3 separate regions of the Homo sapiens genome follow, and regions 2 and 3 are each linked to region 1. The links are chromatin contacts, found by Hi-C or POLR2A ChIA-PET in ENCODE. All regions are on one chromosome and are shown on one strand. Each heading gives the region's core, a stretch centred on a gene start or an enhancer-like site at or near the end of the contact. The rest is flanking DNA. Distances are from core to core; before and after follow the strand shown.

Evidence for each region. A loop is a pair of places that touch in the nucleus more often than their neighbours do. ChIA-PET counts read pairs that join two places held with the same protein, here RNA polymerase II (POLR2A). Pooled maps may share reads with other maps.
Region 2: a loop to region 1 is called in a map of CD8-positive, alpha-beta T cell, with 10 times the contacts of the local background. The contact joins the promoter of EIF2B2 here to the promoter of LINC01220 in region 1. A Hi-C loop is called at or near these places in 2 of 168 maps with a recorded cell type or tissue (CD8-positive, alpha-beta T cell and naive thymus-derived CD4-positive, alpha-beta T cell), 3 of 37 single-sample maps with no recorded cell type and 20 of 50 pooled maps. POLR2A ChIA-PET finds 5 or more read pairs at or near these places in 1 of 52 experiments (BJ).
Region 3: a loop to region 1 is called in a map of ascending aorta, with 2.1 times the contacts of the local background. The contact joins the enhancer-like site here to the promoter of LINC01220 in region 1. A Hi-C loop is called at or near these places in 1 of 168 maps with a recorded cell type or tissue (ascending aorta). POLR2A ChIA-PET finds 5 or more read pairs at or near these places in 1 of 52 experiments (PC-9).

Annotation. Positions count from the first base shown.
Region 1 is chr14:75,291,603-75,295,785 of GRCh38, reverse strand. It overlaps LINC01220 (long intergenic non-protein coding RNA 1220), which reads right to left and starts at 1,382. Exons shown (of 3, transcript NR_038421.1): 1 at 1,245-1,382; 2 at 1,049-1,109. It also overlaps the pseudogene DPPA5P4. RefSeq lists a silencer at 1,145-1,604 and an enhancer at 1,675-1,814.
Region 2 is chr14:75,000,224-75,004,553 of GRCh38, reverse strand. It overlaps EIF2B2 (eukaryotic translation initiation factor 2B subunit beta), which reads right to left and starts at 1,633. Exons shown (of 8, transcript NM_014239.4): 1 at 1,401-1,633; 2 at 1,159-1,279; 3 at 855-1,003. The coding sequence starts at 1,563. RefSeq lists enhancers at 1,275-1,955, 1,997-2,086.
Region 3 is chr14:74,977,732-74,981,816 of GRCh38, reverse strand. No RefSeq gene overlaps it. Among named protein-coding and RNA genes, the nearest start is that of EIF2B2, 23 kb to the left of the region's middle. RefSeq lists enhancers at 20-643, 644-1,269, 1,270-1,895. Within about 2 kb of position 2,281, at least 9 of the 41 ENCODE cell types and tissues checked have a DNase peak (open chromatin) inside an H3K27ac peak, as active enhancers do; they include ascending aorta, where a contact is called at or near this core.

The sequences.
Region 1 (4,183 bases), core at 133-2,632:
AGTACACAATTCTTGGCCATCCCCCCCAGGCCCTGGTGTCATGGTGTGGGCTGCGTGTGGCAGCAGACGTGACAATGGCGTTCTTTAAGAGCCCTGAAGTCAATATTTAGCCTAAATGTACAACCCACCAGCTGAGCCAGGCAACAGGGTTCTGAAGCACAGGAAATTAGAAGCACCTAGGCGATGTGGAACACTATTTGAAGCTAGATATCCTGACTTTTATCAGTTTCTAACTAGCTGTGCAAGTTTGGATGGTCGAACCAACTTCTCTGAGCTTTAATTTCCCTGTTGGCGAAATAGGTTAAATTAGATTAAAAGTCTCCGATGTGACTTCCAGCTCTGAAACTCTGGAAAACACACACTCCTTCAGCCAGAGGAACTGGGGAATCTAGGGGGCAGGGATGGGGGTGGGAGGATGGTGACAGGCGTCTTGAAGGATTAACCCCACGCTTCTCCTCGCAATTGCAATCGGCTCCCCAGCAGCGGCCACTGCGGCACTGCCTGCCCCACCCCCGCCCTCTGGGCCCGGCGGTACACACCCACGGCTCCCTCAGAGACTTCTGGAATCTCGCTGGATTTCTCCCAGGAATGCTTATTGCCCTTTAGATCTGCAAATCGCTTTACATCAGCAACCCTGCCGCGCGATTATTAATCATCTCAATATTCTCCCCCATCCCCTACCCTCCCCCTCGCCCGGCCTGGAAGAGGAATTGCAGGGGTCCGGATTTATGAAGGTGATTCGTATTATTCATTCAATAATCAGTTAACTAAAGTTCATTAAGCGCCTAATAGGAGCAAGGTGCAGAGACACACAAATCCAATCACCACAGGGGGCAGAACTGTAGGGGGTCGATGCTCAAAGAACTTCACTGATATTCCAGTTATGTCCTGGGGAGGGGGTGGTTAGAGGGTGATGGAAAAGCTCCCCTCACAAGCCTGATGACAGTGCTGCAACCATTATGGACCACCCCCACGGTTCGTTTTATCATGCCAGGAAAAGGAAAATGGCCTTCCCAAGGTCACTTATCCCCCGAGGGGCAACACTGACCCCAGAACCGCCGTCTTCAAAGCTTTCCACTGTGCCATGAAGGAAAATTTTGAGTTGAAGCCTATAAAATACAGCGTTGGGCGAGAGATGGCATGATTTCCGGGCACAGAGTGAGAAAATCGTGATCCCAGATCACCCACCCACAACAAACGAGACCGCCCCAAATCTTGACTGCAGCTACAACCAGCAGACGCACAGGAATGCTGGAAACAGCTCATTCATCCATCGCGGCGCCCTCTCTCTGGGCCCCCAGCGCCCCTGCCCTTGCCTCCGCCTGGGTGGGTCCCGGGACAGGAGGCGGGGGTCTCGTGGCTCGGAGCCTTCGCCCAGCATTCCAGGGGCGGGGCAGGGACCGGGGGCGGGGCGCGGCGGGAGTCCCGCCCACAGCCTACCCCGGGCCGGCGGCGCAGTGGCTGAGCCAAATATGGGCAGAGCGGAAGCGGCGGGCCGGCGTCACGGCGCCGGGTGGGGGCCGCGCTGCGGGGCGGTGACGGGAGTCGCTGACGGCGCCTACGTGTCACCGTGGAAACCAAACAGTAAACAGAGGACTCGCGAGCTCCTGGCACCGTCTGGCCCTGCGACCTGCCCTGGAGCAAAGGGCCGGAAGCTGGGAAGGGCCAGGAGAAACCTTGGCCTGGCCGACGAGGACAGGGGCGCGGCAAGGGTGTAGAGAGGGCGGTGGAGGGGACGCTGAGAGAGCACTCCCAAACGTCCCTCCCTGAGGTCCCTGGAAGCCGGCTCTCCCTCTGCCCACGGGCCAGCAGGGGCTGGTCAGGAGCGGAAGGAGGCCCTCCTGTCCCTTCTTTTTCTTTTCCTTTGTTTTTTTTTTTTTTTTTTTTTTTTTTTTTGAGATGGAGTCACGCTCTATCGCCCAGGCTGGAGTGCACTGGCGCGATCTCTGCTCACTGCAACCTCTGCCTCCCGGTTCAAGCGATTCTCCCGCCCCAGGCTCCCAAGTAGCTGGAACTACAGGCGCGCGCCACCGTACCCGGCTAATTTTTTACATTTTTAGTAGAGACAGGATTTCACCACGTTGGCCAGGTTGGTCTCCAACTCCTGACCTCAGGTGATCCGCCCGCCTCGGCCTCCCAAAGTGCTGGGATTACCGCGCCCGGCCTCTCCTGTCCCTTCTGAGGGCCTCCGTGCCTGCAAGGTTGTTGCGGATACTGATTTTGCTTTGTTTTTCCTTTCTAATGGCTAAGAGTTCAGGCATTGAAGCCACACTGCCTGGACTCTAATTCCAGCGCTGCCACTCCAGTTGGATGATCTTGAGCAGACCTCTGCGCCCCAGACTATATTATTATCTACAAAAATAAGGATAATAGCAGGACCTACCTTTAAGAGTAGATGAGGACTTTTAAAATGAGTGTGTGTGTGTGTGTGTGTGTGTGTGTGTGTGTGTGTGTTTGGAACAGTGTCAAGCATGTTGTGAGCCCCAAGTTAGTGTTAAGTGTTTATTTTTATTCCCAGGCAGCACAAGAGAAACTTACGTAGTATTAGTAGTGCATCTCCTAAATCTACTACTGACGTAATGTTTTTTTTCTCGAGTCTTCTTTAGATTTAAAATAAAAGGGGGCCGGGCGCTGTGGCCCACGCCTGTAATCCCAGCACTTTGGGAGGCCAAGGCAGGAGGATCACTTGAACCTAGGAGTTCTAGACCAGCCTGGGCAACATAAGGAGACCCCGACTCTACAAAAATAAAAAAAAATAGCTGGGCATGGTGGTGCACACCTGTGATCCCAGCTACTTGGGAGGCTGAGGTGGGAAGATCTTGGGCCAGGGCAGTCAAGGCTGCAGTGAGCCTTGATTGCAGTCACTGCACTCCAGCCTGAGTGACAGGGAGACCCTCTCTCAAAAATAAATAAGCAAAAGGAATTATCTATTTTAAAGATAATATTCAAATCTAGTAAAAATATTTAGTTATTAACTAAAATGTGCATTTGTCAAATAAAAACATGGCAAAACACTGTATCACACTGCTTCGCAATTTTAAATTTTAAACACGAAAACTCCAAATGGTTACATGGAACAGAAGCAACTCAAATTCAGTCTTCACAGTCATTGTGTTATCTCTGTTTTTTAAGTAATTTTTTAAAATGAAGCGTACATATTACATTATTCAAACTCAATAGTAATCCCAGCAACTGTTTAGGACTTAAAACAACCAAAGATTTTTTCAGGAAGAAGTACTTTGTCACTGACAACATTAGAATTGCCAGCTCATAGTGTTTATTTAAAAGGCAGACTGCCCAAAGACCTGAAAGGCCCAGAGGTGTTCTAGGTCCCGACGCGGCTGCTGGAAGCCACCTTTGGTGAGTGTGCCCAGTGCTGGCCTGGGTGCCCTACCTGGGAGCTCTCATCCCCTTCCCCCAGCAGGCCCGTATGGATAATCCCTTACATCGAGCAGATGAGCAAGGCCATGCTCCAGCTGAAGGCTCTGGAGTCTTCAGACCTCACCGAGGTCGTGGTTTACAGCTCCTATTGGTACAAGCTCCAAACCAAGTGGATGCTCCAGTCCATGGCTGAGTGGCACTGCCAGCACCAGGAGCAAGGGATGCTCAAACTTGCAGAAGCCATGAATGCCCTCAAACTAGACCCTTGGATGAAGCGAACCAGCTTCCGGCCAATGTGATGGAGGCCAGGATGTAGAGATTAGGTTGTGGCCAGAGCCGGAGTGGTTCCAGCTTGGTTTAAACTCTGCTCCAGCCTGATGAATTAAGGAAAAACCATCTCTTTGGGGATCTCTGCCCTTGCTCTGAGTCCTGTTGTGAATATCTTTTTTGAAGGTTGCCAATTAAAGAAGAAAGTTTTGGGGTTTTCTCATTTTTCTTTATTAAGAATAAAGTTTTAAATAAGGGAAAATTTTTAAAAGGCAGACCAACTTTTTTTGGTTTTATTATTCGTTTGAAATTCTAAGCAGATAATGTGATCCCTTGTGGATAACAAATCCTAGAGTGACCCACAGTGATTCCTGCTTCCTGATGTCCATGCCTTTGTGTAATTCCCTCCATCTGAGTGCAGGTGGAACCTGAGACTTGCCTCTTAGCAATAGAAAATGCAAAGGTGATGGGATGTCACTCCCGTAATTTTATGTCTGTGTATGGCCCCATCTTGCTGGCATGCACTGGAGAGGTT
Region 2 (4,330 bases), core at 384-2,883, 290 kb after region 1:
GAAATGTCACAATTTCTTTTTTTTTAATAGAGACAGGGTCCCACTATGTTGCCCAGGCTGGTTTTGAACTCCTGGTCTCAAGCAATCCACTCACCTTGGCCTCCCAAAGTTGTGGGATTACAGGTGTGAGCCACCATGCCCAGCTATGTCACAATTTCTTAAAAGCCCCACTCCTCTGGGATTTTCTGCCTGCCCTCTTCCAGAAGTACCCCTACCTATGAACCACCTCTGTCACTACAGAGCTCCTTACAACTGATTTTGAAGACAGTAGATTCAGCCAAGGAATGGCAATCTGGGAAATCCTAAAGTGCTGAGAATAGGGTAAAGAGAGCTTCGGCCTAAAAGAAGTCTTCCTCCAAAAGGTGGCCACAACACTTCTACATGAGAGAGACTGGCCAGAGAAGAAAAAATGGGGGAGCAATTTGGAAGCAGCTTCTTCATCCTCTGATTACAATGAATATCTGCAAGTCACTTGGACCGCAATGACAAGGGGGATAGAAATGGTATACGTGTACGTGTGTATAAAAATTCAGATAGTGAAGGAGGTCTATCGACCTTGGCTCTCTAGGGAGTTCATTTTGTTTCTTTACAATGAAAATAAAACTCTGTCCTAATAGAGTCTGTTCCACTCCACAGATCTGTAGTCTATCAAGGGTTGGTCTGTAAGGAAAAGTAGAGAGGATTACTTTGGTCCTGTCACCTGTTGCAACATTTCCTAATCAGGAAGGAGGACAAACCTCTGAGAACCAGAAGACAGCTAATCTCCCATCTCTGCTAATGAACAACCTTCAGAGGCTTCTGTTCCCTTATGTGCCTGTGACCAGTCCCATTTTCCCAGCGATCAGGCCTCTTACCCAGCTCCACTAGCAGCTCATTAATCGCCTCAATGATGTTGGACTGGAGTTGGGCATAATGGAAGCTGAAATCCTCGTTTAGGCCTCCGGATGTCAACAGTTTGTGCAGGGACTCCTGCTGATCACTCTCGTCGCTGCGTCCATGGAGTCTATAGAGGCAACAAGACCCAAAGAGAGAGGTGGGGAGGAGTGGTCAGGCAGGTAACAAGGGCTGTTCAGCTCCAATAAAGTCTCCGAGCAGGTAGAGGGGCCCGTGCAAAAAGTGTCACTGGATCCAACCAGGAGCCCAGGACGTGAGCCTGACCTGCCATACTCCTCCCGGATAATCTTGAGCACTCTCCGCACCATGTTGCCCACGGTGGTCTCGGAGGGCTGAGCGGCCGTCATCCTCCTGCCCTCTCTGCGGATCAGCTCCATCAGCTCCCCTACAGTCCAAAAGAGAGAGGATAAGAGGAGCCAACGCGAAGTGAGGCCTGGGAAATTTTCAGCCCTGGGATCGGGAACAGACAGGGGCCAGGTTCGCCGGCGGAGGCAGGCCGGCCTCACCCGCGTTGCTCCAGCGGTGGTCCGTGATGATCTGGCGCAGCAACCCTAGGGTCTCCCGAGCCATTTCCTCGGAGCTGCGCGGCCCACCACCCCGCTTCAGGGTCTCCACGAAGCTCTCGATCCTCTCTGACAACTCCGAGCCCTTCGCTGCGGATCCCGGCATCTTTAAGGTAGCTGCCTTCAGCCTTCACCGGCGGAATCCACACCTGCCAGACCACACAGTTTGCACTTCCGGGGCGGGCGAGGTCGGCTTCCGCTGTGAGGGGATGGGGGGAAACCTCAAGTTTGAGTGGAAGCCGGCTACGCCCTTCGTTGCCGATCTCCCGCCCCCTTCCTCTGCCTGAGCCAATCAGAGACGTGGGGCTCGGGTTGTTCAGTTATAACCGGGCGTCCGCGCGCCCCCGCGCCTCGGGGGCTGGAGGATCGGAAGCGGCCTTTCTTGGCTCAGCCGACGGTGAACGGAAGTAACCCGTCAGGCCTGTAGAGGGTGGCTGGTCCCGTTGCTATGGGAGCAGCAAGTCTCTACGCGCCCCTCACCGCGACTTAAGGCTACACTGAAGAAGTTGCGGCACTCCCTCCTGTCTTCCCAGCTCGGTGACTGCCCGAGCTGTCACTCCCGAGTGTCAGCTGACACTGACGCTCTGAATGCATGTCCAGGGTCGGCTGCCCCTTGGGCAGACGTCTCACTTTTGTTCTGTTACATTGCTTGGTACCGTTTGCGCCTGTGTCTAGGAGGTTCATGTCTCTGAAAACAAGGACGATATCTTTTGTTGCTTTTGTATTCTCAAGGCCTAACACGTCTAACAGAAGACGGCGAAATTAGAGATGAGGAAGATTAAGGAGATTCAAAGTGGGAGCCAATACAGAAGCAAAGATGACATCCTCTGATTTGGACAGAATTGTCCTCCTACAGAGAGGCCAGAGAGTATAACATAATACCAAGAGTTACCATTTACTTAAAGCTTACTGGTTCTTGGGCACTGTGTGTGAATTGTCTCAGTTAATAAGGTCTGAAATAGGTCCTCTTATCCCCATTTTACAGATTGGGAAACAGACCCACAGAATTTAAGCAGTTAATAAAGGATTGGGTTCATACTTAAATCCAGGTCTACCTGAACCCAAAGTATGTGTGTAATAGAAATCTCTATTTCCTTAAGATAAATTCTTCAAAGTGGAATCCATAGGCGAGCACATTTTAGACTTTTGTTACAATTAACAAATTGCCCTCCAAAAAGATTATGTCAATACCAAAGTTAGCCAAAGGTAGTACAAAGAAAAGAAAATTACAGATTAATATCTCTCATGAACATAGAAGCAAAAATTGCAACAAATTATTAGCACATCAAATCCTGCAATACATAAAAAAAGAATAATATGTAATTACAAAGTGAAACATAAACCTGGAATGCAAAGCTGATTAAACACTTAAAAATCAATGTAATATGCCATATTAACAATCTGAGAAGTAAAACCACATGATCATGTCAATTGATGCAGGAAGAAACATTTGACAAAATTCAATATTCATGGTACAAACTCTCAGAAAACTAGAACAAAAGGGAACTTCCTGAACTCGATAAAGGGTATCTACAAAATCCTACACCTAAAAATCATACTTCACAGTAAAAGATTGCTTTCTCCCTAAGATCAGGACAAGGCAAGGATGTCTACTTTCACCACTCCTATTTAAATTATACGTGAAGTCCTAGCCCTTGCAATAAGGCAAGAAAAAGAAAAAGCATACAGAATGGAAAGAAACTGTCCCTGTTCACAGAAGACATGATAGTGTACACAGAAAATCCCAGAGTCAACAGCAACAAAAACAAAACCTCCTAGAACATAAGTTTAGCAAGGATACAAAAACTATATTTCTATGTATTAGCAATGAGCATCAGAAATTGAAGTTGAAAATACAGTTGCTCTAAAAAGCCATAAAATATGTGTCAATTTTGCTGTGTTTTAGTTTTTATTTATTGATTTGTTTGTTTATTTTGAGACAGGGTCTCACACTGTTGCCCAGGCTGGAGTGCAGTGGCATGCTCACTGCTCACTGCAGCCTCAACCTCCCCTGGCTCAAATAATCCTCCCACCTCAGCCTTTTGAGTAGCTGGGACTACAGGCACACACCACCATGCCTGGCTAATTGTGTGTTAATTTTTAAATGTCTTTAAAATTGTATCAATTTACATGCTGGCTAGCATTTACCATATTATAGCCAATTTTGGATATTGTCGTTATTTTTTCATATATCAAGTCATTAAGAAAATAAGGTATATAGGCCAGGCATAGTGGCTCATGCCTGTAATCCCAGCACTTGGGGAGGCCAAGGTGGGCAGATCACCTGAAAGTCAGGAGTTTGGGACCAGCCTGGCCAACGTGGGTAAACCCTGTCTCTACTGAAAATACAAAAATTAGTGGGGGGTGGTGGCATATGTCTGTAGTCCCAGCTACTAGGGAGGCTGAGGCAGGAGAATAGCTTGAACCTGGGAGGTGGAGGTTGCAGTGAGCTGAGATTGTGTCACTGCACTCCAGCCTGGGTGACAGAGCAAGACTGTGTCTCAAAAACAAACAACAACAACAGCAACAAAAAAAACAAGGTATATAGTATTTTATATATACTAAAGAATTTATATGTGTGTGTATGCAAGTTATAAAGCATGACGACAAACAGGTTGAGGAATGTGAACCAATCCCTCACTTTGAAACTAAAATATTCGAATTAATAGAGATAGAAAGCAAAGCTGTGTTGGCCAGGCACAGTAGCTCACACCCGAATCCCAGCACTTTGGGAGGACAAGGTGGGAGGATGGCTTGAGCCCAAGAGTTGAAACCAGCCCTGGCAACATATCAAGACCCCCAGCTGTACAAAAAATTTAAAAATTAGCTAGGTGTGGTAATGCATGTCTGTAGTCCCAACTACTTGGGAGGCT
Region 3 (4,085 bases), core at 1,032-3,531, 310 kb after region 1:
GAACTGGAGCCAGCACCGTTGAAGCCTTCAGGTGAAGCTGGCCCTTCAAGGGTGGGGAATGGGAGCTCCCGCAGGCTCCCAAGCTGGAACCCGGTGCTGACGGCTCCTAGGGGTCCAGGCTTTGGGCCGGAGAAATTATTCCACATACAGATGGGAGCAGATCAGAGGAGCTCAGAGTCCTCTCCCGGACCACAGCCTGGAGGGCCACGTGCAGAGGGGCCTCACCACATCCAGGAAGCACCAAGATCCGCCTGAGCCCAAGGAGCAGGCGCAGAGGCAGCCAGGTTGGGGGCCGGCCAGGCCTCAGGCTGTCAGAGCACCCTACAAGGCAGGGAAGGCTGCTCAGCATGAACCCAGGCGGGGAGGGAGATCTTTTTTCCAGAACAAGACTCCCTGTGGGGCGCAGGAAAGAACTCAGTGGGCTCAAGAGTCTGGGACGTGCCTGCCTGACTCCGCTCAGGTCAAGAGGGCAGCCCACTGGCCTGGCCTCACCAGCCAAAGCCAACACAGGAAATGCCAACCAGACCTCAACATCCGGGCACCCAATTTGCTCTGGCTGGCAGGGAGCGTCGGTCTTCCCGGGCTCAGTTGTTGGCAGTGCTAACCAGAGGGAACCATGGCTTTAGTGCTCGCTCAGCGGATGCGGGGTCCCCGGGCATGTCCTCATGGGCTCTCAGCCCCAGGACAGGAGGAGCTGGGCAAACACACAGGAGACCAGCAGGCAGCAGGAGGGAGCCAGGCGTTTCCCTGGACGGCGGCCATCGGGCTGTTGTTGGGATCCAGTTTCAAGCTCCTTCGAGGAGAGCCGCATGGGGTCATCCCCTCCACGACGCCCCAGGAAGGAGACTGATGAGCAGACAGTTGTTAACGCCGCGCCGCCGCCGCCACCGTGGTGATTAAGGCCGCAGTAATTGGCCTCGCAGCCAGGCAGGGGCCGGGCCTGACAGCCGGCAGCCGCCAGGGTCTGCAGAGTAGGGGAGGGGGCGGCCCGTGCTGTAGCTGTGTGCGCTGATGGGATTAGGTTGTGAATTGACACTCAATCCTCCTTAGTGATTTCCTTCCTGGGGCCCCAGCCAGGGCCAGGACTGTGGGGATGGGGGTGGGCTGTGGGCAGAGAGCAGACATCAGCCTTTCCAGGCTCCTTTTAAGCTGGCCACTAGCTGGGGTGGGGGTGCAGGGTCTTCATCCAGGACTAAGCTTGGCCAAAGCCTGCTCTGCAGTCCCTCCGCAACTGCCCAGCCAGCTCCATGTGGAGGATGAGCTTTTCCAGTAGGGACCTTCTTTCCCACATTCCCACTGGTGCTTGGCGCTAGTCAAGCCTTGCGGGTGGCCTCTGTACTCCCAGCATGGAGCCTGGCACAGAGTAAGTTTACTAAGGATATTGGCAAACGGAATGGATGGATGTCCTCTTCCCTGATTGGCCTAAGTGCCTTGTGGGAGAATCTCTGTGACCCCCTCCAAGGTCTGGGTGGTACCTGTGGGAGCATTTTTTTACAATCTCAGGAGTGAAGAGCTCTCCAAAGACCACTAGGTCCCTGGCCCTGCCTCTCCCAAGAGCATCCCTCCAGCCCTCTCTGCTGGGCAGCTGTTCCACACTTCTGAGTTCTCCCCCCTGCATTCGTGCCTGTGTGCATGAGCATGTGTGCGCATGCATGCACCTGGGGATGTGTGCTTACGTCCGCCCAGGAGGGACACTGGCTATTTTCTTCCCCACGCATCCTCCGTGTCCTCTTGGCTTCCCGGGGTCCCTCTCGGAGGTCCTAGGCAGGAAGGAGGAAGGCTGTGTGTCTGGCGTGAAGGCCTGTGGGTCACGAGCTTTCCAGAGCCTTCCTTGTTTACTCTTCAGGCCGAGGCCCAGGCCACATCGGCCTCCCACCTGCTTGTCCCCTCAGGCTCTTCCCTGAGGGAGTGCCCCAGGCTCTCTGTGAGTAAGAGCTGGCTCTTGGCTGCTCTAGGCTATGGCTGGAATAAGGGGCATCCCCTCCACTGCTGGATGTGCTGGAGGCCAGGGCGCTAGAGACGGCAGCAGCCGTGGAGGGAGCACACAGGCCCAGCTGTCAGCCTCAGTAGGCAGGGGCAGAGCCAGCTCCCACTGGTGGTGTTAGGCAAGAAATGCCCCTAAGGCCTGGGGAGACATGTGCATATCCCAGGCACGTTCAGGCTGAAATGCAATCCGTCTTGCCTTCTTGCCAGGTTTGCCTTGAAAACCCCTCCACTGCCAGCTGCTCAGCTCTGCCCAGCCTAGGCCTCCAGGGCCCCAGGCTCCGCTGCCTGAGGAAAACCTGGATCCTTCAGGGAGGAGGGGCACCGCCGCCGCATTCCAAGGAGACCTCACACCCTCCCTCGCCTGCTGCTGCTTCCTTCTTATTCTTCGGCCCCTCTCCCCCATCCCAACCCACCACCCCCCCAGGGCTTTTCTAGCCCTCTGCTCCTCACATCCTCCTGCCCCCAGGGAAGAGGCTGAAAGCTGTGGTAGGATGAGCACGAGGCCTGGCTGTGCAGCCCGGGACAGCCAAGAAACTTCTCTGAGCCTCTGTTTCCTCATCTTTAAAATGGGAGTGACGAATGTCCACACCCTAATTACTGGCCTTGGAAGGATATCAATGATGCATTGCTGAGCGAAAGCAGCAGGATGTAATTCAGAAGGCATTGGAGATGCTCTGGAAAGATAGCCAATAAATTGCAGTCAGAGGCTACCTGCAGAGTCTGGGGGTGGTGAGAGAGGGACAGAGGAGTAATGGGTGTGTGGTGGGGAGAGAATTTTCACTTTTTACTTAATATACCTTGAATTTTGTTTCAGCAAGTATGTACCCCTTTTGTGATAAGAAAAAAAATGAAGACATTATTTTTCAGAGTTGTTCCCAGCTTTAAATGTGAATGTGTATTTGAATGACGGAAGAAGCCTCGGGCATGTGTGGCTGGGACAGGCTGCTCTCCTTCCCCGGAGCTAAATGACTCAGGTCTCCTCACTTGTCCACCTCCTTCCCTGAGGGGGTTAAAGCAGCAGCACTTCTGGAACAGAGAGAAGGGAGCCCAGAAGCCCCAGCAAGGCCAGAGGCCCACTGGGCCACAGTGGGGTGGCATGGAGGTGGCACCCCCACCCCGCCTTGTCCCTCCTTGTCTCCTGGCTGCGGTGGCCGCCCGGCAGGCCACTAGGGCTGCCCACTCTGCCTGGCTGGAGACCTGCTTCCAATTATCCATGAAATCTGAGCTGGAAGAGACCTATTAAAGCCCCATTTAGTTTGATCCCCCTGGGGGCCAGGGATCTTTTCCGGCGACATCCCCCTCCTTGTCCGACTGGGACTCCAAGCCCTTTGGATGTTATCTCCTCCTGGGTCAATATTGTGACAACTCCAGCTGTGACCCAGGCCACCCCAGAGCCAGAGCTGGTCTGCGCCTGGCCTGGCGAGGTGCGGAGGGGTGGGGGTGGAAACCCAGCTCCCTTCCCACCTTGAGGTTCCCGCTGCCCACTCCCCTCCTTTTTCCTTTTTTTCAGCTGCAGCAGGACCATCCCGCCTCCAGCCTGGCCTGCACCCCACGTTCCAGGCTGGTCCACAGGTTGCTCAGTGGCTCCTGGACCTACCTGGTCATCCCATAGGAAGCTCTTACTGGTAGGGACTGTCTTTCCCATATTCCCAGTCGTGCCTGGTACAGGGTTGCATGTTTCATAACACCCTGTTACATAAGAAATAATAAATAATGGTGATTAATGACTGCCTCCCCTCGTCCCTGGGCTTGCCTGGGTCAGACCTCCCAGGGAAGGCACAGGGGCTCCTGGAGGAGAAGGAGGAGGAAGAGGAGGAGGAGGAGGGGAGCAAGGGGTGCAGGGGGCACCCTCTATCCCTCCACATCCTCCCCAAGCACCTCTGCGTGTCTGCATGTCCTCCCCACAGGCCACTCCCTAGAGAGCAAGAGGAAGCCACCAGAGAGGGTAAGCACAGGCCCTGAAGCCCCCCAGAGAGGGAGGCCCCAGACAGAGGGAGGCCTCAGGGCTCCTGTGACCCTGCCTGCAGGGCGCACTCTCTCTGTTCAGTTGGCCTTGTCTCCTCGAGACCACCCTGGTGGAGGGATGATGCCTACCGAGG